2 separate regions of the Homo sapiens genome follow, and region 2 is linked to region 1. A link is a loop called in an ENCODE intact Hi-C map of the cell type or tissue named here. Cell type or tissue: PC-3. All regions are shown on one strand. Each heading gives the region's core, and the rest is flanking DNA. Links, peaks and the distances in the headings are about the cores only.

Region 1 (16,645 bases), core at 7,015-12,014:
CATATTTGTTATCATGTCATCCAGCTATTTATTCTCATTGGTGGAATGAGTTTCATTCTAAGTAGTATATACTCGTTTCCCTTTCTAATTTGCTGCTTCTAGAAAATTGGTAACTAAGCTAGTTTAAAGTGTATCTAAAGTAAAAATAAGTAATGTGTGCAAACTGAGTGGTTTGCCTATGGGTAAACATAAAGGTTTTTGCTGATCAGCCTGCAACATATATTGTGCCTTTCCAGAGCTACTTAATGTCTTTTTTTTTTTTTAAAAAAAAAAAGAAATTCTAGGTCATATTAAATAAGTTCACTTTATTTAAGATGTAATTCTGTTTGAAAACACAGACACACACCAAAGATGTGTCACACTCAAATTCATCATAGCATACTATCTAATGAGTTAATGTAAGTGTTATTTGGTTTGCAAAATATTTATTGGTAACTTTTCAGGAATTCATTTCTGTGTAAAGTGATTATCGGCTGACTAAAAGTAGGCCAAACCAATCATTAACACCTGAATTTACCCACACATTTCTCTATATTAATAGGGAGTACAATTCTTGTTTTCTTCTTACCGTTTTGATGTATTTGAGATAGGATTAAGGAGTTGATTGTGAGAGAAAGGTGATGAAAAAAGTGTTAGTGCTGTTTTTATCTTTAGGCCATTTAAATTCTCTTCTTTCATTAATTTTTGCAGGTTTACTGAGGGATTGTTAACTCCTTTCATTTCTAAATATGGTTGGTAGATGCTATGGTCTGAATGTTGGTGTCCCCTTAAAATTTATATATTGGAACCTAATACTCAATGTGATAGTATTAGGAGGAGGAGCCTTTAGGGGGGTGATTAAGCCATGAGGGCTCTGCTCTCATGAATGGGATTAGTGCCCATATAAAATAAGTTGAAGGGAGCTGGCTTGCCCTTTCCACCATGCGTGAGGACACAGTAATAAAGCAACATCTCTGAAGCAGCGAGCAACCCCTCACCAGACACTGAACCTGCTGGCACCTTGATCTTGGACTTTCCAGCTTCCAGAACTGTGAAAATAAATTTCTATTGTTCGTAAGTTACCCAGTCTAAGGTAATGTGGTATAGCAGCCCAGACTAAGACAGTAGGTTCTGTGTGTTTCTTATCTCCAATCCCTTTTCTTTCTCTTCTCTCTTCTTTCCTAAAACCCAAAGTGGGGATGATATAGAGGCACGGGGTGGAAGGGGGTCCATTTTGACAATGGGCACTCCTCTAAGCATATTTGCCTTCTCCTCTTGGTGTTTCATGAGGAAAAGTGCTCTTTGAAATTGAGTGAGGGGAAAAGCTTAGACCATCAAGGGATACCGAGTTTAGGACTCTCTGCTCTTGAGCAGGCTGGAATCCACCCTCACTTGCAAGGTGAGCAGCTCCATGAGGTGAGCTCATGAGAACAGCTCACTTCCCACTGCCTCCCATTTTCCAGCCAAAACTGCAGTTAATCCTTGACCAGGTAGGAAACTAAGATAAGTAAAACCTCAGGTCAAAGTTCCTGCAGAAATATATGTGCATGTAAGAAATTTTCACTTGTATTCTACGTGTGTGTGTGTGTGTGGGTGTGTGTGTGTGTGTGTGTTTATAAATTCCTGCAGGTAAAATCCTTGCAGGGAGTTAGTCCCAACTCCTTTAACCCTAGCCCATTGGGAAGGGGCTGTCTTTCTCACCTTTCCACTGCAGAGAAAGTGGTTGTTGCTCCTCGGATATAGTAATCATAATTGTAGGAAATCATGTCCATTTCCTCACCATAGTGACCTGGATATTCTGTTGTTAGCCTATGCAGGAAGAACAAAGGTTAGAGGAAAATGAAACACATTATTATTGCTGGGAGCAAACAGAAGACACACTATGAAGAAGAGATGGAGTTTGAGCATCCTGGCAAATCCAGACTGAAGTTAAATGACATCCACCAAACAACTCCAGGCTGTGAAGAAACAGACAGCTCTCCTCCCACTTCTCATCTTCCTTTTCTAGGCCATTAAACTGTGCACTGAAAAAGATGAAGATACCTCCCCAGGCTTTGGAATTATCAAAATAACTTTGGAATTCTTGATATTGATTAATATCAATACTATTCCTATTCTATTCAAGTCAACTAAGACAATGTTTTCAAATTTTAGATTATGATTCATTAGTTGATAACAAAATCAATTTAATTGGCTTTAAAAGAGACATAAAATAGAAAAGAAAATATAAAAGCATGCATCACATGCAGTAAGGACGAGTCTATGTATGTAAACATTTTGTTTCAAATATATATGTGTGTTTGTTTATAAGATGTACATATTGCGATAGTTTAATGTTTCTTATTGTGAGTTATAGTCAACAAAGTGTTCAAAAATTATTTAATTAAAATGTAAGCTCCCCAAAGGTAGAGTTTTTGCCTTGTCCACCATTGTTCATCCAGCACCTAAAACACATACATAATAAATATTAGCTGAATAAATATATGGCCTGGGGAAAGTCAATGAATCTGTTTTCTGATCTGTAGAAGAATAAAGTCTACCTTATAGGTTTGTCATTGGAACTAATAAAAATGAGTGATGAGTGTGCTATACTAGTACATGGTAGGTGTTGAATCACTAAGAACTATTTTGTTTCTTCTTCCTCTTCCTCCTTTCCTTTCCTTCTCTTCCAATATTGAGTAAATCCTGAGCCTTCATATGAGTAGGTCCATGGTAGTCCATCCTGGAATAAAGTCTAGAATCCCCCAGTTCTCATAAGGGCTTTGCCACTGGAACCTTCAGGACCAAAACAGTCCTTTTACCATGAAATAGCTCCTCCAAAGTCTTTATCCACACCCCAGGGACGCTTGGAAAACAACTAGTTTGTGAGTGTCAATAATTTCATCTGATTTGGGTTTACCAGATCACTGTTTATTAATGCTAGAAAGATCTTCTCCTCTGCAGACTGATGGTGATCTTTCTCCAAGATTGTCATTAAATCATGAAAAGATTGATTTATAAACTGTAAGGGCTCCTAGGAGGATCTCAGTGCACAGATGGAGAAAGATCAATGGTTAGCTCATTCTCTTGGTTCATAATCATTCCTTTTACCCATTATTCACTAACCCTTGTTCTCTGATTTGACTTTTCCTAAGACGTAATTATGCTCTATCAGGATGCCAAGTCCAACCCAAAGTGAGGTACCTGTGTTTTTGCTTAACGAGTTCATGAAGGGAAATAAGGTCCTGCAAATCCAGAAACTTATTTTGTGCTTCTAAAGAGATCCAGAAGCAGGACTTTACCTTTCAGGTAAATGTCTTTTTTTTTTTTTTTTTGAGACCAAGTCTCACTCTGTCACCCAGGCTGTTGCACACTGGTGCAATCTCGGCTCACTGCAACTTCCGCCTCCTGGGTTCAAGTGATTCTCCTGCCTCAGTGTCCCAGGTAGCTGGGATTACAGGTGTGTGCCACCACACCCAGCTAATTTTTGTATTTTTAATAGGGACGGGGTTTCACCATGTTGGCCAGGCTGGTCTGGAACTCCTGACCTTAAGTGATCCACCCGCCTCAGCCTCCCAAAGTGCCGGGATTACATGTATGAGCCACTGCGCCCAGCATGGTAAATGTCTTATAAGTAGAACTAATAGGGCCTTACTTGGATCCCACTGATTTATGATCCATGAGAATTCTAACAAGGACTGTATTAAAGTTAACCCAAGGAAAGAGAGGTTTGTTGAGAACATCAATAATGCAAATTAGAATAAGAGGTTGCATGGGGGTGGGAGGGGGTGTGTGTTTTCCTTACTTCAGGGAACAAAAAATATTTTCTAAAACTTTTGAAGCATCTCTGGATACAATGTGTAAAAATTAATTACCAAGTTGTGTGTTTTTTCTTTTTTTTGCTAAGGCAGAATCTACATACAGCAACACTGCATTAAGCTAAATCCAATTGCCAAAAGTATTTGGAAATTATGAAGCTAGATTTTTATTTTTTAAGTTTTTACTGACCACTCTGATCTGTCTTCAGATACTTGGATAAATATCACGGAATAAAGTGGGAAAGAAAAGCTTACCTTTAAAAACATCAAGAAGTTTTAAGCTTCAAAGAAGGAAAATGTTATTTCATGCTTTCTTTAATTAGGATTCTCTGTTGCTTCATTTTTGGTAGTGACCAGACATAAGCCCCCTGTCTAACTGGACAGTTTGTCCGAGAAGCCTCTCCATGAGGTACTGATGTCCAGTGAATTTCTAGAATGTCCTAGAGAAGGTGAGGTGCATGACCATTGGTACTTTTTCTTCTTGGTCCCAGACAGGTTTTGTTTTGTGTGACTTTTGGTTGTTGTTATTTTGTCTTGTTTTTGTTATAACACCATGGGATTGAGTTTAGACTGTCCTAGAGAAACCTGGGTAAAGGAGGAGAGGGAAGGAGGTTGGATATCGATGGAAATCTCTCCTACTTTATGAAATAAAAATACCAAGGGAGAAATGACCCAAATCACTGGTAGAAAGTGAACCTCCCAAACACCATCCATAGGAAGAACTATTGAGTCAATGTGGCCCAGGATGCTGTGTTCTGTATTTTCAAACCAGATATATGTGGCTGCATTTAGCGCTTGATGACACTGCATGTGCACGCGCACACACACACACGCGCACAAAGTGTCCTAATAAGTGAAAGCCCAGTAATAGCTCCTTAGAGAGAAAAAAGAATTTAAACGTTCAGAACTAGACACTGAGACAGGGCATAGGGACTTTTCAGGAAATTAAAAGAGGCTACAAGGAAGCAGAATGATCAGGGTTTCCTAAGCTGTGACACTGGGCTTTGCGAGTGTAGGTCGGGGAAGAGTTCGGTGTGGTTGCAGCTTCCTTGTGAATTCCTTGTGAATTACTAGGTCACTTTAAGCAGTTTTTTGGAAAAACACACTTCATACTGAGCATTGCCATACATTCCTAGACCAATTAAAACAATCAAACAAACCTTCAGCTTGGCAAGATGAAGAAGAGCGCAGGTCAGGAAGATGCCTTTATTGAAATGAGTCTACTTTTCAAACATTTCTATGGGAAGCCTTATTTTCTCCTTTCCCCTAAAGTAAAGTGTTTGAATAGATTTATTCAATTTTAGCTATTACTTAATTTTTAATAAAAACTACTGCTGTGCAGGAGAATGGCGTGAACCCGGGAGGCGGAGCTTGCAGTGAGCTGAGATCGCGCCACTGCACTCCAGCCCGGGCGACAGAGCGAGACTCCGTCTCAAACAACAACAACAACAAAAAAAGCAAAACTACTGGTGTGTGTGTGGGGTGTGTGTGTGTGTGTGCATGCGCACTTTCAGATGAATGACTCTTGTGGTACAGTTTCTCACTTCACAGCACTTTTTCTGCTGTCAAGATGAAAGACAGAGAGTTGTTCCAAAGCTAAGAAAAAACTTGATAACATAAAGCCACTTGCACAACTCTTGTGTCAGCTGAAGCTGATGGTAAAAAAATTAATAATATTTTACTTATGAGCTGAGGGAAATCAGTTCGAACTGAAGACAATTTTAAGATTGATATAGGATTTTTCTCATCTAAGATTCTTGAAGCTCTAAAATTATTAACAGATCCAACTGGACTCAATGAATGTTTGCTATGATACAATATCATAGACTGAGCTGCTGCTGATAGATGTCTCGGCTCCGTTGCCACAAGAACAGACATATTGCAGAGCTGAGTCCAGGTATACGCTCTCACATCCATTTTAGAAAGGGAAATAGAGATACAATCTAGTTATATACAGTGGCCAATTTTATTCATTGTCAGAGGTTGGGTTGAGAACTTATTAGGTTTTTAATAGTTAAAGTAAAGATTTTCAATCTATTCCTTGACATAAAGTGACTCAGCGTAAGGTTTTGTGAAAACCCACCTCTACGAGACCTTATTCGGAGCTAGACACTTTTCTTCTATGAAAGTCAAACTTCATAGCACTGAGATGTGTTTGTTACAGCTGTTTCACTTGGGGAAATTAGGGCAACTGGATTAGTCGGTGTCACCTGGAAGCTCCTCTTTCAGGACTTTCCCTCCAATTGATGTGCACATGAACAGATACAGCTTCATCTCATGGTCAGGAAACATCATATCCCCAACCTTGGCCCACTTTGTGGGGACACCAGAAAAGCACACACCACAGACTCCCTACCATAAAAACTGGAAAAAAACCCCAGCATTTACATATGAACAGATCAGAACGGGTACCTGAGGAAGCCATACTTCAGCTTTTTAAAAAATAAGAATAAAATTAGAATGTCTTCCAAATGATCTTTTATAGCCCAGCTTATGCTCAAACAACATTTTAGAGAAGCTTCTGTTGGTCATTCAATATTGAATTCTGTTTTTCTTCTATTTCTCTACCACTCAATTAGCACATTACTTTAAATATCCCATTCAAATGTCCTGTGACATGTCAGCTGATACAGTTTGGCTGTGTCTCACCCAAATCTCATTTTGAATTCTCAGATGTTGTGAGAGGGATCCAGTGGGAGGTAATTGAACCTTTGGGCAGGTCTTTCCTGTGTTGTTCTCATACTAGTGAATAAGTCACATGAGAGCTGATGGTTTTAAAAATGAGAGTTTCCCTGCACAAGCTCTCTTTCTGCCTGCTGCCATCCACATAAGATGTGGCTTGCTCCTCCTTGCCTTCCACCATGATTGTGAGGCTTCCTCAGCCATGGAACTGTGAGTTCTCCATTAAACCTCTTTCTTTTGTAAATTGCCCAGTCTCGGGTATGTCTTTATCAGCAACATGAAAATGGACTAATACATCAGCACTATATATTTAGCAAGATAATAGAATACTGTATAACATCATGATGGCCAATATAGTGAGCTCTTTGAGGGATCACTGGTGCATGGAATCAAATATGCTTTTATGATCTGGTTCAGAGGTGGGTTTGGAGGAGAAACTCAACATTTGCGGATTTGGTGTGTTGAGGTTGGCTTACGTTTTATATATTCAGCTAAAAAGATGTCCCTTTCTGACAGTCAAATCATTGAGAAGTTTGTTAAATAAAGCCAGTCTGTTCATGATCAATCCTCTTGCATAATGCTTTTCCAAGTAAGCTATAAGGAATGAACATATTTCAGATTAATTTAGTTTGTCTTTATTAGGAGCTACATCAGACCCCCTTTGAATTAGTTTTGTAAAGACAGAAAAAATAAACCCCAAATGGAGTTATGTGTAAAGGAAAACAGCCACAGAGAACAATCCCCAGGCTTCTTCCCACAAGAGCTGGGGATTGGCCAAGCGGGACCTCTGGTAGTCACCCAAGTGCCCTTCTCTGCACAGAAAATCTGAACCCAGGGGCTCTGAGGTGTGTGAAATAAAAACAAATGTCCATGTCTGTCCTTTTATGGCATTTTGGGACTTTACATTTCAAACATTTCAGACATGTATCACAACACGAGGGAATAACAGTTCCAGGGATATCTGTAGCTTAAATGAGTAGAGGAAAGTCCCTGAACACTTTCCAAATTGCTCTCTTGGAACTGAGTTTCTAACTCACTGTCCAAGCCCAGGGCTAGTCAGTAAGCACATTCACTTTGACTCGTGTTGATTTTCATTAGCCACATTATGTGGTGGTCACCCTGGGCCTGCATGTCAGTGGGGGCTACTTGACCTTCAACAGCTCCCCTCCAATTAAAATAGTTTTATTCTCTGTTTTCTACCAGATGCCTACTGTGCTATTATGTAATATTTCACCTGTAGAAGTCTTATTCCTCATCTAGAGACAGCTCAGTACTATGCAAAGAGCATGGGATTTGGAGGCAGATAGACTGGTTGAGTCAAGTTTGGAACTTTGAAGGGAGCCACAACTTCTATAGCTCAGTTCCCTCATCTGTATGATAGTATCATAATTTTTGTGTGTGAGGATTAAATGCAGTAACACAGGAACACGTGGTAAGTGTCAATAAATAAATATTATTATTATCATCATTATCATTAGTAGGGTCTCACCCAAAGCCTATGAATTGTTATTATTTCATATCCATTCACATTCATTGACTGCTTAAGTGAATTAATAAATAGAAGTAAGAATGATTGCCTCTAGAATCTATTATAGTAGAGGGAAGCAGACTAGATAGAATAAAGCATCAGATTTGGTTTGTAACTGAGAGGTTTACTTTGTTCTAAGTAGCTGGCCTTGGGTTAACCAATACTTAGCCAGACACATCTATGATATTTCTGCTTTTGAAGTTTGAACATAAGGAGAGAGGTATCACCTATAATGCAGGCACCAAATACAGTCGATATGGTTTGGCTCTGTGTCCCCAACCAAATGTCACCTTGAATTGTGGTTTCCATAATCCCCACATGTCATGGAAGAGACCCAGTGGGAAGTAATTTAATCAAGAGGACGGTCACTCTCATGCTGTTCTCATGATCGTGAGTGAGTTCTCACGAGATCTGATGGTTTTATAAGGGGCTTTTCCCCCTTTTGCTTGGCATTTTTTCCTGCCATCATGTGAAGGACATGTTTGCTTCTCCTTCTGCCATGGTTGTAAGTTTCCTGAGGCCTCCCCAGCCCTGTGGAACTGTGAGTCAATTAAACTGTTTCCTTTGTTAAGTTACCCAGTCTCGGGTATGTCTTTATTAGCAGTGTGAGAATGGACTAATACAACAGTCATCAGTGGCATCTGCAGGGGATTGATTCCAGGACCCCCATGGATACCAAAATTTTCAGAAACTCAAGTCCTTGATCTAAAATGGTGTAGCATTTGCACATAACCTATGAATATCCTCCTGTTTACTTTAAATCACCTCTAGATTACGTATAATACCTAAGATAATGCAAATGCTATGTGAGTAGTTATTATACTATATGGTTTTGTATTTGTATCATTTTTTATTGTTGTATTGTTATTTTTATTTTTATTGTTTTTTTCTGAATATTTTTGATTCAAAGTTGGTTGAATTCTTGGATAGGGAACCCCAGATATGGAGTGCCAATTGTACATGTCTACATTTTAAATATGGCACAATAATTATGGAAACCATTCCAGCAGATGAAAGGGATGATAGATTTTGCTCAAGTTCAGAGAGGCTGCTGTCTGCACAATGAGTGCTATGTACATCATGCAATGGAAGGCAATGGTTTTAGTAGGGCGCAGAGCATCTAAACCCAATATAAGTTCCTTTAAATTGAGACATCTAGTCCAATTTCCTCAAAACTTAAGTATGTCCATCTCTATAGTAATAGCTTCCAGCTTGCGCAGAGGACCAGTATGGAAGCTGCTCTTCATTTTTATTTTTTTATTTTACTTTAAGTTCTAGGGTACATGTGCACAATGTGCAGTTTGTTACATATGTATACATGCGCCAGGTTGGTGTGCTGCACCTGTTAACTAACATTAGGAGATATACCTAATGGAAGCTGCTCTTCTTACCAGGCCTCTGGGAGCTGAATTGCAGGAGGCTGTCTGGGCACAGGTGGCATATGACAGGCACAGCAATGCAGAGGCCTGTGAGATTGTTCATGTCCCTAAAACAGCATTACAGGAGTGAACATGCAAACACTCCCTATCTTGTATTAACATCTGAACAAAGAGGCTAAGAATTAAAGATTAGCTTTGACTGGGTGCTTTGGGGTGGGAGAGATAAGAATGTTCTAATCAACTGATGTTAACTAGAGCTATACAGGAATTTAAAAAAAGCACTCTCTGGCTTATGACTTGCACACAGAGAGTGGGGAAGTAGGCAGTGGAGAATGCAAAGTCTGAGAGACAGAATATCAGGGTTGAAGAGAAAAGTAAAGGTTACCTAAATGGATGCATTATTTTACAGTCAAAAGATATTATCCAATGAACCTAATGAAAGGCCATGGGTCTGGAGAAGAGCCATTTGGAAAAGAAAATGATTCACAACCATCAGATCCTGGGACACAGAGTCTCCGCCTGGACAGTAGACAGTCTGGTGTGCAGCCTGCAGCTGCTGAGCTGTTTGGAGAAGAGAGATTATGACAAACAATGTCTAAAGGGTTGTGGCAACTTCAGTGACATGTGTTTGTGGTTTGCAGACCACTAGACTAAGAATTAGAATTTTCATATCTAAATAAATATCTATAAAATTCACTATTCATCCAATCCAGTGGAGACCATTTCCTAATGGCATGTCCACATCTCTCAGGAATTTGCTTTCTTGCCAGAGTCCAGTGAGGCTGTAATATCCAAAGAGAAACCGCACAAGCTGAAACGAGAGCAGCACCTTGGTTCCCACCAAACAAATAAATCTCATACTCATTTGGGAGTTGGTTGGATGATTTGTTTTTTCCAGCCCAGAGTGATGATATTTCTGAATCCCTAAGTGCTCACAAACGCAGGCGCTAGATATTCACTTAGCTAGTTCATACGGTGTCAGGCTGCGTGCTGAAGAATGCCTTTCAAAGAGGGAAGGGGAAAAATGTCGTTCCCACCCACATGGGTCCAGTTCCCTGGGAGGTAATTCAAGCTAATTAAAGTCATGTAAGGGAAGGTTTCAGATAAGAGGGTTATCAGCATTTCACTGTGGGAAGGTGCAGGAAAAAGAGTTCTCACTTCACTCTGTAAGGCTGTTAAAAGGATCAAATAAAATAATGTACATGAAAGAAGTCTTTGTCAACTATAAAACATCATCACATCAATGTCAGGTTTCACCATTGTTACTGTTCCTAGGGGCTTGCAACATTCAGTTATTCATCTGACACATTTATTAAGAGTCTATTTTGTGCTGGGTAATATCCTGGAGATGTTGAAAAAATAAGACCTAATTTATGCCCTGGAGGCATTTAGAAAGACATATAATACAACATCATGACTCAGGCAATTTAAAGATGCCACTAAAATGTCTAGACACACCAGCGGGATAGTGAGTCATACACTGTGTACCATGGTGCACACTTGAATCTTGTTCTGCTGCTTCTCCAATGTTTTCTTTGAAAAAATACCATTTTATTTGGTGACCGTGATAGCTCTCAGCTCTAACACCATGCCTTCAGAAATAGAACCAGCAGGTGGAACCACACCTTAGTGGGACTTGTTTCAAAGTTGACTTGTCATGCCTTTTGGATTAATTCTCTGTACTTTCCCCACCTTTTGGCTCCACAGACCAACAGCAACATGTCTGGATGGTAGGATGGGGTAAGGAAGGGTAAAGGGTATGGGGGTTGGGGTGGGTTCAGAGTGGCAAAGTCATTGCAGATCAAGGCTTTGGGTAAACTTTGTGAGCAGAGACATGAATATCTCTGGCAACTCAAAATTGCTCATCTTTATCTATCAATCTTTAACATTGAGACTTTGTTCCTACATATATGTCTATATGATCATTACATTTTTAGCATCTTAGCTGGTGAATTGCATCTAAGGGAGCTTGAGAAGCCTTTCTAAAGTATGTGAGAGGAACGATACCTAGCATTCTTGGGGAAGCAGAAGTATCCTGGAACCAGTCTCCAGGTGACCACTGGAAATCTGGGGCATCATTAAAACAACGGTGGAACTGGAAACACAAAGACCTGTCTTTTTCAGGTCTCAGCATTCAAATAAACAGACAGGATAAGCTTCAAGAAGCAATGCTCAGAGTGTTAACACAGATCCCACAGATCCACGGAATATGGGAATTCCAGGAAAATTTAGATGTTTATCCCTTTCTCTCACACTTACCTTCATCCACCCCCTATTTCTTCTGTTTGACAACTTTGCTTTTTTTTTTCTTCTTCTTCTTTTTTTTTGAGTCAGAGTCTTGCTCTGTCGCCCAGGCTGGAGTGCAGTGGCGTGATCTCGGCTCACTGCGAGCTCCACCTCCTGGGTTCATGCCATTCTCCTGCCTCAGCCTCCTGAGTAGCAGGGACTACAGGTGCCTGCCACCAAGCCTGGCTAATTTTTTTTTTTTTTTGTATTTTTAGTAGAGAACGGGGTTTCATCATGTTAGCCAGCATGGTCTCGATCTCCTGACCTTGTGATCTGCCCACTTCGGCCTCCCAAAGTGCTGGGATTACAAGTGTGAGCCACCATGCCCGGCCTTGACAAATTTTCTAAAACCAGTGAGCCTTAGCTCCTTGCCTGCCTGGTCACCCAAAGCCTTGAGGCCCAAGCCCACTATCTGTTGTTGTTCTGTTTGGGCAGGGGCCAGCCAACCATGATGGCATGGCCACAGACACAGCAGGCTCTCCCACTCATCTCTGCAGAGACCTCGAGCCTTGCTGTGATGAGGAATGTTGCTGCCTCAGCTTACTCCTCTCTGCCTGGGGAAGAATGAGTTAGTACATCTAACAACAGACTGTCCAACTGGTCACATGTCTTGTTCCTCTGCATAACCAACCCCGCTCTCAAGTTCTGCTTCCTGCAATGACCTGACACCTGCTAGGTTGTTCCTGGGCAGAGTTTGCCTTTGAATGTCCTGTTAGTTGGTGAGGAGGCTGGGTCTCTCCTGCATCTGGGAGGGTGAAGGGGACTCTGTTTCAAGACAGGTCAGCTCTGTGTGATCATAGACAGTGGCAAGGCCAGAAATATATTATCTTATTTAATGCTCATAACAAAAAGTAGCCTGAAGTCATTCCTTCATCCAAACAAATGTTATGTGCCTGTCATTATTTATAGGGCTTGGCATATGTCAGCACAAAGATCTCTGCTTGTGTAGAGCTTATATTCTGGGCAGAAGTGGAGGGATGGGGGAGAGAACAAAAAATTTTATGTAAGAGAATTATATTTTCTGGGCCACTTCACATTATATACACCCTCCACAATTATTAATGTGGATATTTGTTCAACAGTTGTTAAGAAGACACTATGTTCCAAGCACTATACTGGGCATTGAAAATACAAAGATCAGTGAGTGGCCCCATATCCTCCAGACACTGGAAGTCCAGGTAGAGAGGAGCAACTGTACACAGGTGGTAAAATGCATAAAGTGCTGTGACAGAGGCATCTACGAAGGGCAGAGAGACAGAGCCACCAACATCCAGGCCTCCAGCTGCCCCTAGGCTGTCCATGTTCCCCTTCCTCCCCACTGCAGCCCGTGCAGGGCTACCTCCTCACCTCCTCACTCTTTCCCCTGCTCCTGAACCCACTCCTCCTGGCCACCCAGCATACCCCAGCCCTGATGTGTTCCTTTGGAGTCTGATTCAGGGAAAGTTATACTAATGTAGTAAATAAATTCACTGACTGAGTATTAGGTTTTGCTTGCTCTTTCAGGTAATTTACATACATTTTAACTGGCTTTTAATGCTTTGCAACAAAGGGAGGCTGGTTTCCTTGTGGGAAGTGCCATTCTGTTAATAGACCAGGAATGAGAGATTTGTGGAGGCCAAGCTCCTACCTACTCTCCCCTTTCATTAGGGCGCACTCGTCTTTGGAACTTCCTTCATCCTCTCAAAACAGTTCTGGCATCTGGATCATCTTTTCCAAAAGTGTCTTTGGAATTAAGACATTTTTAGGGTTCAACACAACCTGAAAGATCTTCTAGTCCTTGGAATTTCAACTTATGATCCAGGGGTTCTTGGCAGTGTGTTCATGAATGGCCTTCAGGGAGTTTAAGGACTCCCGAAATTCTCTGCAAACTATTGTATTAACATGCTAAGTGCATTTTCCCCCCTGAAGACAAGGTCTATAGTTTTCATCAGAGTCTTAAAGATCTTGGAGACTCAAAAAAGGTGGTCATCATTTTAGGTGATGTGCTTGAGCCTGCAGAGTTATGAGAGGGAGGGGAGAAGGGGAAAGGGGAAAGAAGGGAGGGAAGTGAGGAAAGGCCAACACAGAGACTGAAACTCAAGTTTCTTTTTGCCCAAACTGGTGCTCCTTCTACCTCCTCCACTGCAAGAGATCTTTAGGTCTTTGGTTCAGGACCTATCCCAGTGGCATCGTAATCCTTTGCCAGGCCTGTTCACCCACTGTAGAGGAGTAAAAGCTGCTTTATGGAAGCGATTTTGAAGAACTAGAGGAGGTTTCTGCTCCATCATACAGTGACAGGTGACTTTGAGCTCTGAATTTACTATCGGTCCTTACTTTAAAAAGAAAAACGTTAAGCTTTTGGGGCTTTGTATCCCTAGAGATACTGTGTGCCACTGGGCATCTGTGGAGTAAGCTGTCTGATTGCAGAGAATAAGCATGACCTGTGAAGCTGTCCTTGCAAGCATCAAACTGTAGAGAGATCAATCACTTGAGGGAGCCAACCTTCACATGTTGACACTTCTGGATCCCCTTGCCCAAGGCAGAAATGCCTGGCTCATTTTCAGATTAAAAAAACCTGGGCCGGTTGTGTTATCAACACCCAGTGTAAGTCATCAGGGCAAATGACAATATACACATTCTCCTAGTCAATTGGAAGGCTAGGTCAGGAGATATTCGGCATGAGCCCAGGGATAGGGAAAGAAACAAAACATCAGAGGCTGGAATTCCAAATGGATCCAGAAAACAGCACAATCTTTTTTTTTAATTTTTTAATTTTTTAATATTTTATTTTTTCTGTCTATAACTATGTACTAGACTCTGACCCATGAGAGGATTGGTTTCTCCCAGAGAAAGACTACAGGAAACTAGGTTCCCAAATAGGCCCTGCAGCCTTGGATATGATGAGAAGTTACCAGAAGTTGGGGAGAAGGAGAACAGCACTGGGATGGGAGTCATTAGGCCTAAGCTTAAGACTTGGCATTCCCACAGAGTAGGTGGGTGACTTTGGGCCAGTCAGTGCCGGCTCTATGGTTCTGTTTCCTTTTCTGCCAAAAGAAGGATGTGGGGGGTTGGATAACCTGAAAGATCCCTCTTGGCGGGAACATCCTCCTAAGTCATTCATTCATTCTTGTCTATATGCCAGCGCTGCCTTCCAGGCTTGTGTGTGACCCTCAAGCTTACCTGAAGCTAGAGCACTTCCTAGGTGCCTCTCCCACCCCAGGAGTCATGAGGGTTTGGTCGGCTGCCAGACTCACCAGCAGGAATATGGGCACCTCTTGCTGTAGCGACAACAGTAAAACTGCCACTCCCGATCCAGCACTGACTCGAAGTAGCGGCTCTGGAATCCTGCCACCAGCCCATTGTTGGAGCACGTCTGGTACCTGAAGAGAAGACAACCCCAGGAACCTAAGAACAGTGACACATACACAGACCCCTTCCCAAGACCCCACTGCCACAGTTACACACTCTTTCTCTGACCTAGATTCTTAACAATTTATTCCATTTTATGCAAATAATAGTCTTTATTATATTTGTAGAAATAACATAGCCCCTCCATTAAAATTTAAGTGACTCAGAATTTTCTAACTGAACAAAATTTAGGGAACACTGCCCCTGTCATACCTCTTTCAATATATATTGTTAGATGGAAGCCTGCATAAATGGGTGGATCTAGAATTTTACATCTAGAATTTTACAAATTCGAGATTGTATTATTCATGCCATTTAAAATAAAAGGTATTATAATTCATTTTACTGGAATTTAAAATAAAAAGAAGACAAAGAGAAGCACAACGTATTGATGAATTTCAAATAAACATTTCTTCTGCCTAAGAGAAGAGCCCTGGAAATTGAGCACAAGGATGATCATTCGTTCTGCCCCTGCACAGCATGCAAAGCCCAGATGGGCATGGTGAATGTGCCCAGGGCAGCCCAGTAGGAAAGCTGGGACCACAACCCAGATTCTTCCTACTTATCCAGGAATCTTTCTACCACCCACAAGACCATAAGCTCTACACAGCCATGGCATGTTTTTCTCAGAATTCTATTCCTGGTGGCCACCAAGAATCCTGGCTGTGGAGGCAGTCCTTACAGAGTTGCAACAGGCCAACTGAATGCCTCAAACCCCCTCTAAAGATCCCTTTCCTGTCCTAGCTGCTTAGTCCTAATTCTTCAAATATATAACCGCTCCACTCCAGTCCACAGACAAGAAATAATTTTTGCTCTTTCATTCTACCTGTGCTGCTGCTGGTCTTCACAGCACCTTTTGAACTAAACATTGACTTAGAATAGTACAATCATTTCTTCCTTTGTTCCATCTCTAGTATGATTTTCTCCCATTCCTGGGCCCAATTCCTATGGCGTCTTCAGGCTTCCCACTTTTTGCTGTGATGATAACACTATTTTCTACCTGACCACAGTGGATTTCCACTGTTCTTGCTACTTATCCAGGAATCTTTCCACCACCCACAAGACCATAAGCTCTACACAGTCAGGGCATTTCCACTGTTCTTGCTACTTATCCAGGATCTAGAATTTTACATCTAGAATTTTACAAATTCAAGATTGTATTATGCATGTCATTTAAAATAAAAGATATTATAATTCATTTTACTGGAATTTAAAATAAAAAGAAGACAAAGAGAAGCACAATGTATTGACGAATTTCAAATAAACATTTCTTCTGCTTAACAGCAGAGCCCTGGAAATTGAGCACAAGGATGATCATTTGTTCTGCCCCCACACAGCATGCAAAGCCCAGATGGGTATGGTGAGCCATGGCCCTTTGATGAAATCCAGTGGATTTCCACCTTATAGCATGAGCTCTTTCACAAACCCTTCCAAAATAGTTCTTCAGTTACCTCTCCTTCTTTGCATTTCCCACCATCCCAGCCATTGGTCTATCCCCTCTTATGAGTGGGCAGAGCCAGAGCAGGCAGTTGTCTATGTGCATGGCCAGACAGCTGCTGGAATGCAACCTTGTATTTCATGGGAAGATAAGTTTTCAGAAAATATAA
Region 2 (16,645 bases), core at 4,363-9,362, 200 kb after region 1:
CCATGTGGCCCAGGGGAAAGGTGCAAGGTTTCTTATGACCTAGGCTTGGGAGTGCTGTAATATCATTTCTGCTTGATTGTATTGGTCAAACAAAAACTGAAGATCAGTCCAGATGTCCAGATAACAGGGGAGGGAAATTAGACTTCACCTCTTGATTTGGCAATTGTGCATATGTGCAGGGAAACAAGACACTGATGGTGGCCATCTTTGGAAACAAACTATCATAATTTGGAATGACAATTTTAAACAAGACATTAAAATGTGCTACTATCCAAGACCTTTTCCTCCATTTGGCTATTTCACTCTTGAGAAGTATTTCCACTTATGGGATAAACAGGATTATGTGAAAAGATTATCAATGAAGTACCTATCATTTCATCTATTCTATAAAAAGTTTGAACCTGAAGGTTAAAATAAGATTAGGAAATGACTTACGTGTTTCCATTGTCGTTTCACTCTTAGATGGCCCTTATAAACATTTGAGAACTGATGATAATACAAACCAGCCAATCCTCAATTTTTCTCCTTTTGACTTTACAATTCTATCATTTTGATCTAAAAGATTAAATTCAGAAAACACATTTCTTTTAGAATATTAATTCCTGTATAACTGGAACTTTTTCCTTTCTATAGTTTAAAATTACCTTCACTGCTGCCAAAAGGTGAACAAGTATCTATTGACTATGACAACAAAATAATACAGTGCTCTAGTAGTGACAGAATTATGTATTTAATGTCATTTATTTTTCATTTGGGAGTGAATTATCTAGTAGCCAGTGAACACTTCTCTGGTATAGAACATAGCTATTTAATTTTAAGATGAAAAGTAAAGAATCCATCATCCACTGAATGAGAACATATTAACACTTGGCTGTAGGATGGGACTAGATAGAAATGTGTTGCAATTGTAAAGGGAGAAGAAATAACATTTAAAACAGTCACTCTTTTCTTCTAAAAGAAATGGCCTAATTCAATATCAATTAATCTGTATAGTGCTTACTTTCCTTTATGCCAGAGAAGCGAAAGAAGAGAAAGAAAATTTCAAAGTTTCTGCAATTCTTCAGTGCCACTGAAATGTGAGATGGGAGTTGGTGGCTCATGCTAAGCAGACACCGAAGAGTCCATGGACAGGAGAGCACGAAGAAGAAAGATGAAGGTTCTGCCTATCACACGAGGACAGGGATCCCTCTCTTCAGCAAAGTGTCCCACAACTTGGGTAGCACCTGGTCATCTTTCATGCTTTGTCTCATCCCTTACTTTCCAAAATCCTCTTCAGCTTCTCTCTTCTGTGTTAATAGGGTGGAGACGTGGACAATGTAGAAAAGGATGTGTATCAAGGGAGGGGGCAAATAATGGGCTGTGTGAAACCCCTCCATCATCTCAAGCTTTCAGCAAAGTCTACCACACAAGCAAATGTCTTGTGTGAGTGAAGTTCTCAGGGGTAAAGAGACTGTGTTTCACATCTTGGACAATATGGTGCAGAAACAGCATTTGAGGAACAGCATATGCAGCAAGAAATGTTAAGGGGCATGTAAATATCATACCAATCACCACTTATTCCCTCCCTCCATCCTCCCTCTCAAAAGTACTTTTGGAAAGATTGGGAGGGATTCAAGGCTACTACAGCTTACAGGTTAGGGTTGAAATAAATCTCATTTTAATCTCAATAAGCAGGACAACTCAATCTACATGTAGCCTACAGTTTTTATTTAGATCTAGTTCTCTTAGGCTTTGTATTCCTAGAAGGCAGAGATTTGGGGATAATTTGCCTCTGATTCCCCATGCTTTGCTTACTAAAATGTATATACATGCTAAATGATGTTGTAGTTGCTAGAAGGAAGGAAGGAAGGAAGGAAGAAGGGAAGGAAGAGGAAGGAAGGAAGGAAGGATTTTATAGATTCTTTAAATAACTAGACAGAGAGTTTTTACTCCAAAGAGCAATTTTGAGCTCCAAGATACTAATTTATAAAAGATAAAAATAAGCGTGAAAAAAGTTTTCTATAAGTTACCGATGACAAATTTTAATTTTTAATTATACCAGGGGAAAGAAATGTCAGAGGCTCTTTTTAGTTAGGCAAGTTACCAAAGACATAGGTTATGAATAAATATTAATTGGTCTAGAGCTAAAATAAATTAGGTTAAGATAATTCTAAAAATGTTTATGTTAACAAAGACTCCAAACTAAAGCCCATCATGTTTATGCAACATTTATGCAAATATTTACAGCCTTTTCAATAGATAGTTTACTCCTGTGATATTGGAGTTTGTAAAATAATATTTTGCATGCAAATTATTTTATAGTTGGTTTATATAAACAGATTGGGGTTGGCTTGGTATAGCACTTGGGCTTATCTGTAGAGCAGCTATTAGAGCTATATACGGTTTTTGCTATCATCCAAGAACGTTACCTTCAATTAGTGAACGATATGACCCCAGTGGGATGCCATCTACTCAGGAGCATTGTAAAGCACTTTTAGATTTGACAATGGCCCCATAGAACTCACTCAATAGGATGGGCTGTACTTTAAACTCATAAAGCTCAAGGAAGAGAACACAGCTTCCTTGCGTTGAATCAATGGAGACAGCAGGTGCCAAAAGAAATTCAAGACTCAATGTACACATGAAATTTTTAATAGCATTACTTTCTATAAGGACAATAATGCTAAAGAATGAGTCAAGGCGGCCGGACGCGGTGGCTCACGCCTGTAATCCCAGCACTTTGGGAGGCTGAGGCGGGCGGATCACGAGGTCAGGAGATCGAGACCATCCTGGCTAACACGGTGAAACCCCGTCTCTACTAAAAATGCAAAAAAAATTAGCCAGGCGTGGTAGCAGGCGCCTGTAGTCCCAGCTACTCAGGAGGCTGAGGCAGGAGAATGGCGTGAACCCGGGAGGCGGAGCTTGCAGTGAGCCGAGATAGCGCCACTGCAGTCCAGCCTGGGCGAAAGAGCGAGACTCTGTCTCAAAAAAATAAAAAATAAAAAAAAATGTTTAAAAGAATGAGTCAAGGCAAGGTCATCCTTATGAAGATATCAAAACTACCCGCTCCAGATTAGTCTCTGTAAAATCACTTTTTTAAAAAGTTTATAACCGATATAGTTAATACCCCTCTTTCTTGAGTGCCTCAAAATTCTGCTTTTGATTCAGAAGACTTCTATGTCAGAGTTGCTTGTGTTAAGCTGCCCCATTTATTTTTCCTCAGCTATACTATATATTCCATCTCTTTCTGTGCTCTTAGACCCCAACTATTCTCTATTTCTCTAGATCATACCCAACCTTCAAAGAAGGTCCAGTCTCCCAGTCACCTCCTTATACTTTTCTCCAACACTGCCACCCTTAAGTGATTATTCCCACCTCCCAGTACCCATAACTGTCTGTGTCATTCATTAGTCATTGGGCAGAAGGCACGTTGTAAAGTAAGAATCTCAGCTTAAACCTAGGTGATGATCGCTGCTTTAAGACTCCCTGCCCAACTCCAAGGCTATGTCTACTGAGACCCTGAGAATCTGACTATGGTATGGAAGCAAGAATCTCAAAGTGCTTGCATCTTTTAGACTATTATTAGGCCTATCCTGTTTTCTTCTGGCACAATGCCAGAAAATAAACTTTCCCTTGCAAACTATTCATTCCCCTGCCTAGAGAGAGGCTAAATGAGGGTTTCAGCCATCCATCTTTACTCAACTTTTTTTTTTTGTCAAACTCATTATTATACATAATCAAAACTGAGCTCTTAAAAACCTAGGGTACTTAACATAACTATTATTAATCCTGAATTGTTTTACCCTAACTAGAATCATATAAGAAGTCTCACTGTAGACCATAAGGTCCTAGGGCTGGAAAGGAATTTAGAGTTTTATTACTCCAAATCTTTGTTTTATTAAAAGAGAAAATTGAGACCCAGAAAGAATTAAGAATTTACCCAAAGTTCCAAAGGGGTACAGTAATGGAGCCAGGTCTTAGATTTAGATGTCTTGATTTCAGTTTACTATACTCCTTTTATGCCTTTCTGCCTCTTCTCCTCTAGGGAATTCCCTAGGTAAATATATACCCCTTCTTCTTAAAAGAGGATTATCAGCCAGGCACAGTGGCTCATGCCTGTAGTCCCAGCACTTTGGGAGGCCAAGGCGGGCAGATCACGAGGTCAGGAGATCGAGACCATCCTGGCCAACATGGTGAAACCCTGATTCTACTAAAAATACAAAAATTAGCTGGGCATGGTGGCATGCACCTGTAGTCCCAGCTACTCGGAAGGCTGAGGCAGGAGAATCACTTGAACCCAGGAGGCGGAGGTTGCAGTGAGCTGAGATTACACCACTGCACTCCAGCCTGGTGACAGAGTGAGACTCTGTCTCAAAAAAAAGAGAGAGAGAGAGAGGATAGTCTTGGTCAATACGATTTTTGAACGTGACAAACTATCCCCATTTTCTTTGCTCTACCAGAGTTCTTGACAAAGAGCATAAAGGAATCCTGGAGGTGGTGAGATTAATTGAAGGACAGACTTGAGTCAGATAACACTACCTGCTCCTTCACAGCGTCAAATGGATTAAATGTGATAATGCAAACAGCCTAACACACATAATAGGTTGATATATGATGACTTGCTTTTTCCTGAACTCCAGAAATCAATTTCAATAATCAGGTGGGGAAACCAGCAGGGAATCCAATGTCTGGAACAGAAAAATGATGATGGTGGTCAAAATAAAATTTTCTGTTTTAAAATAAATGCACATGAATAAAAATATGAAAAATTGAAAATTCTAGCTTGGAGACTTATTTATTCTTTTAGGGTACCAGTCTTTTTATTATTACAGTGTAAGTGGAGAATGTTTCACCATGGACACAGTTGTGTATGCTAAATAGAGATTTTACATTGCTTGAGTTTCCATTCGAGTTTGGTTTTCTGAGCATCATGCCTAAGGGAACAGCCTGACAACTACATCATATCATTTGTGAGTTAACTTTTTAAATCTGAGTTTAACAAATGGAAATGAGATTTAGAAGCTAAAAGAATAAAGAGGCATAAAAATAGCAAGAAAGCCTTAACTCTGTGGCTCCAGATTATTCTGATGTATCGACTGACAAATTTTTCACTTTTCTAATTTATCCTCTTCTTTACTGTTTACTGACAAGAAAATTATTTCTATAGGAGATCTTTAAGATTCTTCATTTGTGTAGTAAGTAGATTACAACAACAAAACTGCAAACTCCTTAGAAGTAAAAGAAAATGTAGTTTTTCAAACATAGAGAAGTGAAAATAATGATGACTTTGAGCATCTATTTTGTGCTAGGTACACTCAGCTAGGTAATTCTGGATGTGTCATTGAGCCTTGCCATAATTTTTCAAGGCAAGTACTATTAATCTATTTCACAGAAGAGAGGCATAGAAATTAGTTGGCTTACCCAAAACACATGGATGATAAAGAGTGGAGCAGTCAAACCTGCCACTATAGGGCCCTGCCAATTCCTATGCAGCCTTCCTTAAAAGAAGCAATGGAAATATATTTAGCTTTAGAGGCAGGAGATGTAGGCTAGAACTCAGGTCTTTATTTATAAATGTTTGGAGCTTAGACAAGATAGATGGTTGTCTGGGCTTTAATTTCTTTATCTATAAAATGAGAATGCTAGCGCCTACCTCAAAGTGTGTTGTGAGGAATAAATGAATCCCTACAGTCTGTGAAAGTGATTTTTAAGCTGCTGAAAGCAACCAAAGGGAAGGTGTTTGGTGGTGGCTCTCTCAGTGCCTGCTACAATGATCTGCCACCTCCCACTCACCTTTCAGGATGGCCTTGAGGAGTTTGTGGACAGTGGATGCCAAGGTCAACACAAGCAGCAATGTGAGAAGATGAGTTACGAACCTTTTTAGGAGCTCTGAAAGGCTCAAGCACTCAATAAAATAGTTCTTAGAAATTTAGTTTTTCAAAAGCAACTAAAACAGCCTTGCAGAATTACAGAAGCCAGGAGAATATTTTCAAACCTTAGTTAGAAAATGAAGACCCTTGAGTAACTAGGCAGAAACTTTAATCGAATATACCCCATTAGATTTTCAGGAACGTATAGAAACTATGTAGCATAAAGGTTTATTTTTTCAGATAAGGAACATGAGATCTGGATACCATACTAATCAGTAGCAGAATTGGGACTAGAACCCAGGCCTCCTGGTTCTGAGTCTGTGCTACTATCTACTATATGAATTGCTCCTCTAAATGCATTCAAATGCATAGGAATGGCATTGACAACAAAGTTAATGACAAAGTATTAACTATTAAGGCCCACCAGTATGGACCTGGATGGGTTTGAACTTACCGTCTAACCTTGAGCAAGTTACTTCACATCTGTGCCTCAGTGCCCTCATCTGTAAAAAGTATTATGATAATGCCAATTTCATGGATTATTATGAAGGTAATGCACAGAAAGTTCTTAACACAGTGCCAGTCGTTGCTCATTTCTTAGTTATTGTATAATCATCAATCCTCTGCATGTCATCAAACCAGAATTATGACTACCTGTGCCTCTCCTTTTTAGGATAACAGCAAACGATCTGGGAGCCTACCAGGAGACAGCCTGGATGTAATTTAGGCAGATCCTGTCTGCTTCTTCCCATATTAAGCAGAGTTTGAAGCAATCATAACATGATAGGATGTGCCTTGATATGAGGGGATAAAAGGAGATGTAGCACTCATTCTGAGAATTTGAGCCTGAGTCCCAGTTTTTTCACCTACAAATGAGAATACTAATACTCGTTCTTTTTAACTTTGTGATACTCAAAACTGTCAGCTTCCATAAAAATTATAGACTATTCATTGTTATAGAAATTTAAAGCAAAAAGCAAAAATGCTGGTGGTTTTTCTTCTTGGTTTTATAAGCCACAGCCTCTCAGTGAAGTGGCTTTTTTACTTCCTTCTCACACTCAATATCTGGGGATTTAATGTCAGAAGTGGGTTAACATTTTATTAATTACATTTGATCTCATGGCCATGAACTTGGGTATTTGCTCACCTCTAACAAGGAAAATGTGGTCGTTGCCTTAGAACATGAGATCCTTTCTGAATAAATTGCGAAAGTCTTTTCAACAGCCTACTTGTTCTTTTTACATAGGAGCTTAGCTTTGGAATTACGTGAAAGCCACGCTAACCAGCTACCTGCTTTGTGTACTGTCCTAACAATTTGGCCTTTGATTTTATGCTTCTTTCAAAAGCATACAAGCAATAGGCAAACATTATTCATCAAACTGGTTTGATGACATTCTTTTGAATTTAGCTTTTTTTATTCTCCTATGGCACAGTCACATCTATTCTCAAGGCTATGATGACCCACGTGTGCTGAGGCCTCTGGGCAGAAGTGCCACATTAGAGCTTTCATTGGACAGATCAAGAGCTCCAGAGTTCCTGCTGGCTGCCTAAAGAAAGATATTTAGCATTTTCTCTGCGATTGCCTCCTTCCCTTGCCACAGTTTTCTCAGAGTTGTCTTAGAGGAAGTATTCATCTATATCTCTGTTAAGAGCTTTGATGCATAAGGACCCCGCTTGCAGGGGCTGTGAGGCTGCATCTGGCAGATGTGTTGATGTATAACTAGCAAAATGATTTAAGTTCAATCTGATCAATACTGTGGTTAGTATTAGCCTCACACTCCTCCTGTGCATCCTTCACCAAGCCCACAGTTTCTGCCCAGCCATGGTCCTTGAATCTATACTGCCTGATGTGGACACTTGTGTTAAGAATAGCTACCCTCAAAGGTACTCGCACTGTCACATTTTGAACTTCTCTGCCCTTTCTTCCTTTCCTCCCTCCCCACTCAATCCCCAACTTCACATACCCAGAAATCCTAGAAGCTTCCTCCCAGTAATCTCCTTGGAAGAAGCTGACCAGGCTCAGGGGAAATAAAGTAGTAGAGAAGTCCATATTGGCCTCTTCCTGTGGTTTCAGCTCTAAAAGGGAAACAAAAGCCCTAGTTGGAGACTGACCAGCTGTTTACCCACTTCACACACATGGTAAATGTTCTCTGCTGATAATTCTTGTTTCCATTTGACTAAGTGAGAATCCTTATGTCTAGGGATAAAGTGACTGACTCCAATGGGAGGTCACTTTCAGAAGAAACAGAAATAGATGGATTCCACAGCACTAACCAATGCTAATATTGGGTGTGTTAAAAATAAACATGTGTTTTCCCTCAGTGAAATACAACTTCCCCAACCATTTCTTTTTTCCTTTCTCTTTCTCAATATTTCATTAATGCAAACTTTTCCTAACTCAAAAGGTATTCCTGCATACAGATTGGTTTCCACTAAGAGAAGTATGTTTTGATAAAATTTACGCAAAGTGAGCACCATAAACATAGCAGCATAACATCACCTATGGTCATGCTGAGATTGTAACCAGTGAGGTAAATCTGAGCCAAAGACAGCTTTATATCTTTTAGTGGCTTTATTCCCTTTCAATTCAGTGGCTTGCTGAAATAGCTGTAATAATTAAACAGAGAACTTCTAAGCTATCTAGATTATATAAAGATAGGTGCTAAAAGTCACACTAGAGTGGGAAAAGTTTTGTGTGGCAATATGGCTAGGTTACTAAACTGCCTTATACAGAACCTAATGCAATTAGTACTTCTGACCATAGACTTTCCACTCCTTTTTAAAACAGTAATACTAGCAAAGAAGCAATAGAAAACAAAGAGATCACAATGGTAAACTCAGAGGTTCAGATATTTGCTCTGTCGCTTACAGTTTATATGAACTTGGACAGGTAATTGAACATTTCTGTGTTACTTTATTCATCTATAAACATGAATATTAGTAATACTTTTCTCTCAGGCCTGCTTTGAGGATATGAGAACACACACATGCATACATACATACATATACATCCATACTTACATACATAAACACACAGATATAGTAGTGCTCAAAAAATGTTGGATGTTGTTAACATTTGCTGCTATTAGGTTGGTGCAAACATAATTGTGGTTTTTGCATTGTTGGAATTTGCCATTTGATACTGGAATACATTCTTAAATAAATGTGGTTGTATTATACATCATTTTAATGCACATTTCTCACTTTATTTTATTTTATTTTATTGTTATTAGTTTTTGCTAATGACATACTACTTGCTGTTTATTTTATATTTATTTTAGACTATGGAAATGATGTTAGACCAAAAACAAATTCAAGTGATTTTCTTATTTGAGTTCAAAATTAGTGTAAAGCAGCGGAAACAATTCGCAAAACCAACGACGCATTTGGCCCAGGAATTGCTAACGAATGTACAGTGGAGTGGTATTCGAGAAGTTTTGCAAAGGAGAGGAGAGCCTTGAGGATACGAAGCAGAGTGGCCAGCCATCAAAAGTTGACAATGACCAGCTGAGAGTATTTATCGAAGCTGATCCTCTTAAAACTACAGGAGAAGTTGCTGAAGAACACAACGCCGACCATTCTATAGTCATTTGGCATTTGAAGCAAATCGGAAAGGTGAAAAAGCTTGATAAGTGGGTGACTCATGAGCTGAGTGAAAATTAAAAAATCGTCGTTTTGAAGGGTCGTCTTCTCTTATTCTATGTAACAACAATGAATCATTTCTCAATCAGATTGTGATGTGTGATGAAAAGTGAATTTTATATGACAACTGGTGACAACCAGCTCAGTGGTTGGATCGAGAGGAAGTTCCAAAGCACTTCCCAAAGCCAAACTTGCACCAAAAAAAAGTCACGGTCACTGTTTGGTGGGCTGCTGCCAGTCTGATCCGCTACAGCTTTCTGAATCCCAGCAAAACCATTACATCTGAGAAGTATGCTCAGCAAATCGATAAGATGCATCAAAAACTGCAATGCCTGCAGCCGGCATTGCTCAACAGAAAAGGGCCAATTCTTCTCTCAACAATGTCTGACCACATGTCACACAACCAATGCTTCAAAAGTTGTACAAATTGGGCTATGCAGTTTTGCCTCACCTGCCATATTCATCTGACCTCTCGCCAACCAACTACCACTTCTTCAAGCATCTTGACAACTTTTTGCAGCAAAAACACTTCCACAACCAGCAGGATACAGAAAATGCTTTCCAAGAGTTTGCCGAATCTGGAGGCATGAATTTTTAGGCTACAGGAATAAACAAACTTATTTCTTGTAGGCAAAAATGTGTTGATTGTAATGGTTCCTATTTTGATTAATAAAGATGTGCTTGAGCCTCATTATAATGATTTAAAATTCATGGTCCAAAACAGTAATTACTTTTGCACCAACATTTCTTGTGTTCTTATTATGCACCAGTACAGTGCTAAGCATTTTACATGTGTAAATTCAGTTATTTCTTACAACCACTCAAAGATGTAAATAATATTATAGGCTCTTCCAAATGATGGAGATACTAGGGGCCAAGTTTGCTAGACAACTTGCCTTAGGTCACACAGTTAATAAGCAACATTGGGGCTCAGGCCTTATTAGAGCACCTTACTAGACACTCTGGATTGCCTCCCCACTGTTGAATGCTAGACAAAGGACTCACTGCCCAGGCTGCCATTTGCAAGTAGCCGGCCATTCTGTCTATAGCGTTGAGTCATCAGAGTATACATATGGACATGCAAACACCAAAACATCTGAACTATTTGGTGTGTCTACCTCCCATTTATTCAATAATTCATTCAAAAGCATTTATTGACAGCTTGTTCTATGCCAGGCTCTGTGCAAGTTCTGAAGGGTCCAGAGATGACTGAGACAAGTCCTTGCCCTTGGGAGCATTCCAACTCAAGTCAGGGGAACAGAAGTATTAAAAACAATTATACGTGGCTGCCTGCTACCTAGCGCTGTGCCCTCAAATAAAAAGGAGGCTTCCAAGGTGAACTGAACCAATGCCCAGCCCTATGCCCAAAACCCTCAAGGTAAGAATTTTCTTCTTCAGTTCATCTTCCTCAACTGATAATTAGTCCACACATAGAGAGTCACTTTTACCAGTAAGCTATTCCACTGTGAGGGTTTCAATTTCCTTCGTGTAGCTAGAGCTATTCCCAAAGACAAGTCTTCTCATAAGCAACCAGCTCCCCATAGGAATCCAACATTTTCCATAATCTCTTCCATTTTTTATTATATCTTTGAGGTGTTACTTAGCTGAACAAGAAAAGCAGTTTTGCTTATGACTGGGTCTTCGCTTAGATTGAAATAGGGAATCCTCATTGTTTTATCTTGACACCAAGGGCTTAAGGATCTTAGGCCCTTGCAGACTATAAAAATGTCACTAGGAAATTAAAATCTTAAAGATAAAAATAGTGGCATAGTTTTATTTATTTTTCCATTCTATAAATACTTATTGAACATGTAAAATGAGCCAGGTGCTTGACAGGGAATAAGGAATACAATAATATACAATGGTAAAATGGTCCTTCCCTTTAGACTTACAATCTGGTGAATGAGACATAGAGAGATGGAAAAATTTGAAGTACTATTAATATTAATCAGTATAGAGCAGGATGCAGTCACATGAATGGTAGGGGAGATAGACTGTTTAAGACATGGGGATAACATGTGCAAAGGATCAGACATAAAAATGTGCAAAGAACACTACAAAGACTAAAAGGAAAACAATGTTGTATGGCTAAACATGAAATAAAACCTGAAATATGGCAAGACATAAAACTGGATATTTTTTTCTGGTGGGAGATTTAACATGCTCCAGGCCTCAGTTTTCTCATTTTCAAAACAAGAAAGGTTGGGAGGCCAAGGCAGGTGGATCACTTGGTCAAGAGTTTGAGACTAGCTTGGCCAACATGGTGAAACTCCATCTCTATTAAAAATATAAAAATTATCCAGGCGTGGTGGTGTATGCCTGTAATCCTAGTTACCTGGGATGCTGAGGCAAGAGAATTGCTTGAACCTGGGAGGTAGAGGTTGCAGTGAGCCAAGATTGTGCCACTGCACTCTAGCCTGGGCGGCAGAGCGAGACTCCATCTCAAAAAAAAAAACAAAAAACAACCAAGAAACATGTTAACTGTGTACATAAAATACCTTCCAGCTTAAGTTAAGTGACATTAGCTTCCCTACAACCACGAATGAATACCCTGAGGACCCTCATCCTCACTGCCTATTAGAGGGGCAGCTGTTTTTCATGAATGAATCTGCAGGAATAGTACCATCTGATTCAGTGTTTTCTTTGTGAGACATTCTCTGAGAATAGACTTTTTTCCAACAAGACACATAATTTCCATATCAATAAATGCATTTCAGTTCCTTAAGGAGAAAGGCTTTTTTCCTAAAAAAAGACCAAGATGTCCAAAGGGATGACAAAAGTTGAGTAGTTCTGTCTTATGTGGCCAGCGAGGGCAAAGAGCAAAATAGAAAAAGTGCCATCAGTAAGATTCAGAGCAAGCCCACTTAATACAATGCCATCTGTCCAGTGGTTGATCAATAACACAGACCTAAAAGAGGAGAGCTGGGTCTATACTGGCCTTCAGCATTATCTCCTTGCACTGTTTTCAAGGAATTAAGGAGCTTCTTTGTCCCTTAACTCTTCAACCATCTAAGATATGAATAATCATAATATACTTTACTTTCTGAAGCATTTTGTGGATCAGGAAGTCCTTTTATATGAATTATCCTACTCAAGCCTCATGAGAACCCAGTGAACTAAGATTTCTTATCCCTTTTGTACAATGGGAAATCTTTGGTTCAGAATAAGTAACTCACCATGAGCCTCTCATTGGTCAATGGAGCTTTACAAACCAAAGACTCTTTGGATTTGCTCTGTTGCCAAAGAAAACTCTGAAGACCGGTTGGTGTGAAGGTTCTTGCCAAAAAATTTAAAATAAAAATGAAAATTTAACACATCTGACTTTTCTTTTCTGTTTGTTCCTCATACATTAAATATGATATTTAACCAATTATCTCAACTGCCTCTCAACTGCAGAAAGTTAACCTTTATATGGAATGTATTTTAATATTTTATCAATCCAGACCTAGCACCAAAAGATGATTTTATAAATTATTTCATCTACTACATCCTTATTTTCCTTCCACAAGATGGAAATTAGCATATTAATCACTGCTAACATTTTTTGAGGATTTATTATTTAAAGGCACTATACTAAGTGCTTTTACATGGATTATCTTGTTTTATCCTTAAAACAGCCTCATGAGGCTGAATATTTATTATGCCCATCTTCTTTTTTTTAGACAGAGTCTCACTCTGTCTCCCAGGCTGGAGTGCAGTAGTGTGATCTCGGTTCACCGCAACTTCTGCCTCCTGGGTTCAAGCGATTCTTGTGCCTCAGCCTCCCGAGTAGCTGGTATTACAGGCACCCGCCACCATGCCCGGCTAATTTTTGTATTTTAGTAGAGACGAAGTTTCAAAATGTTGGCCAGGCTGGTCTCAAACTCCTGACCTCAGGTGATCCACCCACCTCGGCCTCCCAAAGTGCTGGGATTACAGGTGTGAGCCACCACGCCTGGCCTGTGCCCGTCTTCTAGATGAAGAATATGAGGTCTTAAATGAGTTAAGAGATGCTCAAGTTTTCATAGCTAACGAAGAGGTGGGGCCAAAATTCAAACCAAGACACTTCATTGCCAAACAGTGTCTGTGCTCTTAAAGTCCGATGCCTCCCTACCCCAAGACTCCCTCCGACAAGCAGCAGGGTTCCATAAAAAATAAAGGCAGTCTGTGCAATCCATGCAATCTCAAGGTTATGTGTGCAATTACTGATGGGGGTATAGGCATAGAACATCACACACTTCCTACCTTTCAGCTAGGATGACAATTTCAGTCTACTTCACAGGGATTTAGAGTACCATTGAAACTGCTTCTGAAGATACGCACTCTTCATATTCAGAGGGAGCCCCAGCCCCACTGTGTTACTTTACCAGTGAGAGAGAGGGAACAGCAAGTACCTTCCAGGAGCCTGGCAACTGGCCAGCCTGTGATCAAGACCCTAGATTGGCAAGATTTAAAAGTGCAATCAGTCAACATGGGGGGAGGGAAAAAGCTAAGTGGTCCATATAGGAATCAAATGCACGAATCTGGCTTCATTAATATGCCTCATTAATTAATCAAACAAACTCATCAAAACTGCATTCAAGTTTATGGGCAAATCGAGTTTATGGGCAAAAAGGCAAAGTCACCTTGCAAGTCTTATAAAAGAGAAGTGCTGTTCATTTGCTCATTTTATTATATTGTTTTTCAAACATCATATCAAATTGCCCCTGGTGTTGAAAGGAGGCCTTGCCTGGAATGCTGGTGGCCCAGGAGGCAACCCTGGAAGGAGCCTGCCCTGACACTCCTGATCCCAGCCCCTCCCTCAGCACCCACTGCTGGGGCAGTTGCCAACAGCACTGTAAATCCTGGGGGCTCTCAAAAGAAGAGAGACAGGAAGATTTTTGACATGATTCTGAAAAAACTATGATCCGGTTTGATAGATTTTAATTTCAGTTTAACATGGACCCCAGTTTTAGATGATCTTATTACATGTGCTCTTTTCAAAACATAAAAGTTAAAAATGAACCTTTAAAAAATCCCACCATCATTTTCACAAATAGCTTGCAGCAATTTGGTTATTGTTTTCCACCTCCAAAGGGCACAAAGCAATTACTCAGAGGGATAATTACAGGGATAGAAGGCATTGAGGAGCTGAGCCTTCCACCTCCAAATTCCGTCTCTGCTGGAAACTAAGCAATTGGCTCATAATTGCCAAACTCAACTAATGGGCATGAGAAGCCCAATGTCATTCATGTTGGGTATAAATGCTGAAGACATTAATAGCATAAAAAGTAAAATCTGATTTTTATTCACGTACTTGTGTTTTAAAGATACCATAAACCATTCACTGACTTATTAGGGAGGAGGGACATAATCCATTAGAAAATAGAGAACAGAGCTTTGATATCATAAAAGCACCATTCTTCCTGTAAGGTTTGAAACTTGAGTCAAAATCCCAGCTGCTGATCTCACTTTGTGCTAGTAGCAACAACCCTCTGAGCCTCGGAGTTCCCATCTGTGAATCCCAGCCATAAGATGATGTTGTTGTGAGGATGACATAAGAAAACATAAGGAGATGTGCCCAGCACGTAGTAGGGCTCCACAATCATCTTTTGAACCTGAATCTGAATAATGTAGGTTGCTCACTTACAGGGATGAAAGGGATGAAATCTAGGCCACTAAATCACAATATGACATGCAGAAAAAATAAACTTGACTAGGTAAACTTTGATGTCCCACTATTGAAAAGATCACAAGGCATTTATTGGTTTTAAAAAGAGAAATAACACATACATTACTCTGTGTGTGTGTGTGTGTGTGTGTGTGTGTATATATATATATGTATATATATATATAAATATAATAAGACCCAGACAAATGTTCTGGAAAGTCCAAGCTCCCCTTATATATACAGTATACAAGGAAAATCTGTAAGAATTCCAGAATGATTTAACGGAATTATCTCAGAAAATCAAAACATCTAATATACCCAGCAATCATTTCAACATGACTTCAGGGTCCAAACACCAAAAAACTGTGTCTCAGCCCAATGCTAAAATCTAGTCCTGCTTTGTTTTATGTGCTTGAAGAAAAGATGTGTAGTATGAATCTCTATACAACAACTGATATTTTGTCTGTTGTTACTGGGGAGTTTCTTCCTTAAAGTGACACTATGGTAAACCTTTTTGTGGAAATGATTATCCCTTATTTTATCTTTCGTGTAAATGTGGGTCTTCCAGAACCTCATCTGCTCCTGACTGCTCACAATTATCCCTCAGGAACTCAGGAACCCTGAGAATGGAGAAGGAATCAACATGAACCATAACTCAGGATAGTATCTTTGGGAAGAGTCTGGCTCTCAGGATCTTACAGACTCAGGTTTGAGTTCTGTCTCTGACATGCACAAGCTGCATAAAATTGGATAAGTGACTTAGGCAACATCTTCTTCAGCTGTAAAATGGGTATAATAATCATCTAGACCTAATAGTTTATAATTTAGATTCGATGAGACTATACCTGGGAAACCCTGAGAATAATAAGTGTCAGTAAGTGTTAGCTGTTGCCATCATCCTCATCTTGGCCAATAGACACTGAGAGATCACCTCACATTAGCACTTAATCCATGTAACCCTTTTGCTCTTCACACGGCCTCCAATATTTATAGTCCATATCAAGCCCATTGAGGAGTGTAGCTTTCAGACCCAGTCCTATAACACTATCTACTTAGAGAAAAGTGAGAAAAAGAAGGGGAAAAGCTACATGACCTTCTCTTCCTTCTCCCGTGACATCTAAAGTGTCCATAAAAGTCACAACAGATAATAAAAAGTACATGTTGATTGACAAGTTCCTTGAATTTCACTGATTTCTACAAACCCAGAAATCAAGAAACCACGTTTCCTGTAGAAAACACTCATTCCACAAAGATGTCACAGGTACCAGAGAAAAGCAGAGAGCAAGGGAATTAATTAATTAGTTTCAGTTAGGCACCAATCAAATAATACCATTATCTTCCTACCTAATAGCCTGGGACTTAATCACGAGCTACTACTGACCATAAATATTCATATTGGCATTTGAATTTCACATAACTGACCTTTTATGTGAAGAAGTCAAGCTTGATCAAGACTGTAGGATACTAATGACATGCAGTGGAAGAGGACACATGAAAAAATATTGACAGAACCTTCCCACAAAAT

The links. Hi-C counts contacts between places; a loop is a spot of excess contacts. Peaks named below come from ENCODE experiments on the same cell type or tissue, not always from the same donor. Only the 100,000 strongest peaks of a DNase experiment are listed, where the experiment ranks them.
Region 2: a loop joins it to region 1, with 3 times the contacts of the local background. A loop is called at or near these places in 2 of 110 quality-filtered maps.

The regions. Positions count from the first base shown.
Region 1 is chr1:168,699,337-168,715,981 of GRCh38, forward strand. It overlaps DPT (dermatopontin), which reads right to left. Exons shown (of 4, transcript NM_001937.5): 2 at 14,885-15,010; 3 at 1,681-1,788. Among named protein-coding and RNA genes, the nearest start is that of DPT, 22 kb to the right of the region's middle. In PC-3, for the core only: no CTCF peak of the experiment used is centred there; DNase peaks (open chromatin) are centred at 10,065 and 10,775; H3K4me3 peaks cover 469 bases; H3K27ac peaks cover 2,674 bases.
Region 2 is chr1:168,900,046-168,916,690 of GRCh38, forward strand. It overlaps LINC00970 (long intergenic non-protein coding RNA 970), which reads right to left. Exons shown (of 5, transcript NR_104091.1): 4 at 7,814-7,925; 5 at 3,860-4,667. Among named protein-coding and RNA genes, the nearest start is that of LINC00626, 120 kb to the left of the region's middle. In PC-3, for the core only: no CTCF peak of the experiment used is centred there; a DNase peak (open chromatin) is centred at 7,286; H3K4me3 peaks cover 727 bases; H3K27ac peaks cover 3,102 bases.